Regions from separate parts of the Mus musculus genome. Here region 1 is linked to region 2. Evidence: chromatin loops called from intact Hi-C (ENCODE). Cell type or tissue: heart. All regions are shown on one strand. Links, peaks and the distances in the headings refer to the core of each region. The heading gives the core; the rest is flanking DNA. Region 1 overlaps Cask (calcium/calmodulin-dependent serine protein kinase (MAGUK family)). Region 2 has its middle 74 kb from the start of n-TPtgg3.

Region 1 (2,818 bases), core at 92-2,591, 910 kb after region 2:
GGGTCCTAGACACAGCTGTGCACATGCCAATAGCACACGTTCACTCAGGACTTCCCTAGTTCCTGACACTGACTGACCTCTCCTTGGAACTTTACCAGCTCAGAATGTTCATGGCTTTTTCTCAGATTCCAACCTTTATATACCTTTATTTTCTCTATGTGCTTGACTTTATTAACATTGTATTATTGATCTTTCCGTTTCTCATGGTACCTATTCTGTACTGCCTTCTTTTCTTTATGTTGCCTGTATGTGAGTAGGTTTTGTAAGGTTTTATCTGCAACCATTACTCTTGATGACAGGACTAAGTTTGAATTAATAAACAAAAAAAGAGTTCATGTTGTCTATTGCATTGTGCAGTGTGGACTTGGTACTCTCTTGTCTCCCCTTCTACTTTCAGATATAACAACACCACATTGTATTTTATGCATCAGCAAACAGGTTTAGCACTATTAGTAGTGGAAGACTTTAGTTATATATAAAACAAGTGATGTCCCTGCCCAACATTAATGTGAGGATGTTGATATTAATTTTGTTTTCCAAATAGGATTATTTTGTTGTTGTTTTGTAGTTGTTATTGTTATAAGATATTGTCTCATGTAGCCCAGGTTTGCCTTAAACTCACCATCTAGGTATAGGTAGCCTTGAACTCCTGATCCTCCTACCTCCACCTTCCAAGTGCTAGGATTACAAAGAGATGCTACCATGCCCAGCTGCAAACAGTACTTTCATCTTATACATGGTAGTGCTACCTGCATTATCTGTTTGTTCTTTTAAAGATCCTGAGTTAGTCAACATGTTTTGTAGATAATATTTTAAAATTCCCCAGGCTAGAGCTGTAATTTAACAACAGACCAAATATTTATAATACAGAAGACCCTGAAATCCTTTTCCATCACTGCAAAACCTAATCAGTTGATTCATCCTAACTTTAGCTGTGGGAACAGTGCCTTTTTGTGTAAACCATACTATTTCTTATTATATTCCACATAAATTCTGTGAAATGTCTCTAAGTGCTATATTTTATTCTTATCTGGCTTAAGGAAAAGTAAGATAAAGGTAAAATTCAAAACAATAAATTGAGTTACTTATCAGCAGATCAAGGAGAAGTTATCAATTTGGAGGCTGAAACTTGACTGGAAGAGTTTGTGGGAATATACATGCACTTATTTTACTTTGGGACAAGCTGATTCTGTGCACAAAGGAATGAGAACCTTTATTAGTAAAAGCTTCCTCCCATATCTGGATGGAAGCTGACAAAGATGGAATGTTGTATTGCCATAGATGTGAAAGGGTGAGAAGATAAGCTTAGTTTAAATGGGGGATTTCATCTTTTTAGACAGAGAAGTCTTCATGTTACCATAGATCACATCCATCCATTCATTCATCCTTCACTCTAATTGTCTCTTGTTCCTACCTAATGAAGTGTGCTGTGTGTTTGTTTTGCAGATCTAAAGCGGGAAGCCAGTATCTGTCATATGCTGAAGCATCCACACATTGTAGAGCTGTTGGAGACATATAGCTCAGATGGGATGCTTTACATGGTTTTTGAATTGTGAGTGGACATTTTATTTCTCGAGTAAAGTTTTAAGTGATATTGGTTGCAGAAAATCTTAACACCTTTTTCTTCAAGTTTAGCAACAGTTGTGGACTCATCTGATTCAAGAGACCTGGAGTCACAGGTAAAAAACAAGGACTTTCTCATTTAAGGACAAATGGCAAAGGCAACAAAAGCTGGCCATACCAAGTACGCTTACATTGTCAGTACTCTTCAGAGAAGAGGCTCTAAAATGACCTAGAGTCTCCCAAAATCTTGAGTTTGGATCTTAGTGAAGAAGAGGAAGATGAAAGTAGAGGATTCCACATAGAAAGTCTCTCTGGCAACTCAAAATGTATAATAACACACATAACTTTCTCTTTTTATGTAATCATATTGCCATAAAAGGAAACTTCTCCACTAACAGTGTCTTGATTTCAATATGCTACTTCACTTTGACAGTCACATAAGTTTGTTTAAGATGGAGCAGTGTGAGCCAAGCACAACTAAATAATCTATAGATGCTTGGATAAATGTTCAAAGAGATTATGTAAAGCTTTATGGGATATCATTATTCAATATTTTGTCTTTAATCTCTTTCTATTTAAAATTAACCCATGACTTTGATTAGGAAAATAGAAAAAGGAAGATAACCAGCTTCACTATTCAAGATATCAAAATAAGATGATGTATTCATGTATTCATTGTCTATTGCTTCATAATACATTACTCTAAACTTTAGTGACTTTTAAGCAATATCCATGTATTACCTCACTCTCTGAGCATCAGGAATGAAGTTCAACTTAGATAAGTCTTCTGGCTCTAGATCACTCACAAGATGCTAAGTTAAGGGCCAGAGCATCTTAAGACTCTACTGAGGGTGGATGTGCTTCCAATTTCATTCACATGGCTGCTAGCAATCATGTAATGAGTGAGGACCTCAGTTCCCAAGAGCCATTGGCCAGAGGCATTCCTTTGTCCCTTGTCATTGGACCTCTTCATAAATTAGGATGGCTACTAGCTTTGACAGAGCAAGCAACAAAAATAGACATCAACCTTAGAACCTAATTCCAAAAGTTGCACAACATCTCTTCTGGCATATTGTATTATCTAGAAATGAGTCATTGGATCAAGCTCACATACCAAGACCTACATAGCAAGAAGTGGGAACCTCAGGGAGGCATTTTACAAGTTGCACCCTATAGAAGGCTCACTAATACTTTACCTATCTATGTAGAAGTTTGAATCTAAAGAACTGAAACAAAGAAACTCAAATTGAAGAAA
Region 2 (2,818 bases), core at 47-2,546:
CAAATGTCTAGTAGAGTTTGGTCTTGAATTAAATTGCTTTCTTTTTCCTGGCATAACTGGTTAGTTTACCAGTCATCTCTTATCCTCAGGTGGACTTGCATCTAGTTAGTACTCAGTGGCCAAATAGAGATCTTCATGATAGTGCCTGACTTGTGTTCCATTTCTATTATGTCTCTTTTTATTTCTTCTTTGTTTCTATGTTGTGATTGCAATAACTGTGTCTAGGTAATGGCACCATGTAAAATTTAAAAGAAAAATTGAATTTAACACCAAACTGTATTAGACACTTGAAAATCTGATCAAGTGATGAGATTGGCATACGAGCCTAAGTGAACCAGTATCTTGGTGAGCAACTTTTATGATGGTATGGAACGTTTCTCTTCAATAATTTCAATTGGATGGCTTCTTGGGACTTTCTAAAATTCAATACTGAGGTGTGTGTGTGTGTGTGTGTGTGTTAACTTAAGATACGATATTATATAAATCATATTCATTATAAGGAAAGAAAGAAGGAGGGAGAGATGGAGGGAAGAAGATGAATGCAGCCTTAAAAATGCTTGTGCTCTGGACCTGATTTACAGTGTGGATAAAAATTTCTTCTCAGAACAGAATGCCCTTAGTATCTTAAATAGTAAAGGTACAATGTGGAAGAGTGCTCAGAGATCATTCTGTTACATGGTTTTGTGTAAATTTCAATGAAGATTGAACTACATGGACATTTTATTTAGGATTTCTATCAGTTTTGTTAATAATCTGGTTAGAAATTTCCACGGGTTTTGAGTGGTTTCACTTAATTATATATTGTTCAGGATCCAGTTCTCCATAGTGCGTAATTTGGGGAGGGGCATGAAAGGATTTTCAGCAATACACTTTTGATACTTTAGCAGGAGTTTGTATATAGAGCTGTATATGAACTGTAACTTGGGTCTGCTGTAGTTACATTGTTTCTACCTCCTTGAGCCCCCTGTAGATGAGATGGCTGTGCTGTGGGAACAGTCCACAATCCTTCTATTTGTTTTTTTTTTTTTTTTTTTTTTTTTTTTTTTACAATCCTTCTATTTGTTGTCTTTACATAAAGCCTTCCAACTGCTGCTGCTGCTGCCTTCCTTGCTAGCTTTCTGATTCCAAAAGACCTAAAGAGAAAGGAGCATGCCAAAGAGGATTTCATGTTCACTAAGCCTCTAGACACTTGAAGTTAGCTTTTATTCTCAGAGCATTTACAGAGATTTCCCCTGAGGCATTAATCTGAACTTTCTGTGAACCGGACCAAAGTAGCTCCTCCCCTGGCTGCTTCCCTTTCAGTATTTGTGTACTTCCTGAGTCCAGGACGCTCCTTCTAGGTCCCTGATGAGTCACATTCTTTTGCTGTTTAGTAGTGTTTCTCTAGGATAAAGATGTGCATAGCTCCAGGCTGGCTTTCTCTTCTGTATGCAGTCTTGTCTAATCCCTGGGAAGCACTCTGACCTCTGGGCACCAGCCAACTCCAGGGATGGATGGCCACCGCAGTGCGGGTATATTTTACTTTATCATCAAAGCAATTTCCTGTTCCTCACAGAGCCTCTCGACTTCTGAGCAAACCCAATCCAGGTCCTCCCTGCTCCCCCTAATTGAGGACCTACTTCCCCGCGTCTCAGAATCGTTTGTTCTCCTCAGACTGAAGTTAAAGAGAGAACAACCCTAGTCCTCCTACCACAGAAGGCATTTGTGGGGAAGACAGCCAACAGCTGTCAAAGACATTTCTTCACAAATCCCCCTGCAAGTCCCCATTGCTGTCTACATCCGCTGTGAAAGGGAAGAGCTTAAAAGCTGAATAAACAATTCGCATAGTTTCACTCTGAAATGCTCACATGGTTGTGTCTTTGCAGGAAAGGATTTATTGTTTTCATGCTTCAATGAGATCTGGCCTTAGAAGAGTCCTATTTTCAAACAGGTCACACACACATACACACACACATACACACATCAAAAATGTTTGTTTCCTCCTATGATAGGCAGTCATTTTTTTTAATCTTGCAGAAGTAGTTTTTCATTTCAAGTAATACATATATAAAATAATGCAATATGTGTGTGTGTGTGTGTGTGTGTATGTGTCTGTGAAGGCACATTCTACCACCTGGCTTATATTTATTATTTTTTTTCAAAATTGTCTTTTAGTTTCCAGGATTTTAATCACTTTATTTAAATTTTAATCCCATCTTATCAAACTACTCTCACATACAAAGAAACTGTAGGACATCTTATGAAAACAACCTCTATAATCAGGTAGCAACTTCTCTTTGCTTCTCTATATTAGGTTACATTTATATTCTTTATTAAATATTTTCATATGTAAAAGTCTTTAAATTACTCTTTTAAAATTAGTTGCTGCTGAATTTCAGATTTTATTTTCAGCCACTAATGTTGATATTTCATATTACTTCTAATTACCTGTTGAGCCTCTTAAAATTTTTTTATGTCAACACTTAGATTTCTGCAAATGATTATTTCACTTTGTTCATTCAATTCTTAAAATTGGACTCTGCTTCCTTGTCTTGTACTCATTAGAACCTTCTTTAATGCCATCTTAAAAGCAAAGAGTAAAAATAAGAAGCATTATTTAATTACTAAACCTCAAAGAAACATTCACACCTTTGGTATGAGACTTTAGGTTTCTAAGGCTACAGTCAGTATTTTTCTTCAGTATCCTTCGCTGGGGGTAGTATTCAATGTTCAGAGGTTCTAATCAATAGTGAAACTTCAGCTGAATCACAGCTCTACAAACAGGTAAAGGCAGGCAAATGGCTCCCTCTAGGTCAACAGTTCTCAACATGTGGGTTGC

What was found. Hi-C counts contacts between places; a loop is a spot of excess contacts. Peaks named below come from ENCODE experiments on the same cell type or tissue, not always from the same donor. Only the 100,000 strongest peaks of a DNase experiment are listed, where the experiment ranks them.
Region 1: a loop joins it to region 2, with 3 times the contacts of the local background. A loop is called at or near these places in 4 of 42 quality-filtered maps.

What each region holds. Positions count from the first base shown.
Region 1 is chrX:13,713,400-13,716,217 of GRCm38, reverse strand. It overlaps Cask (calcium/calmodulin-dependent serine protein kinase (MAGUK family)), which reads left to right. Exons shown (of 27, transcript NM_001284503.1): 3 at 1,447-1,552. Among named protein-coding and RNA genes, the nearest start is that of Gpr82, 53 kb to the right of the region's middle. In heart, for the core only: no CTCF peak of the experiment used is centred there; no DNase peak of the experiment used is centred there.
Region 2 is chrX:14,627,279-14,630,096 of GRCm38, reverse strand. No RefSeq gene overlaps it. Among named protein-coding and RNA genes, the nearest start is that of n-TPtgg3, 74 kb to the left of the region's middle. In heart, for the core only: no CTCF peak of the experiment used is centred there; a DNase peak (open chromatin) is centred at 1,426.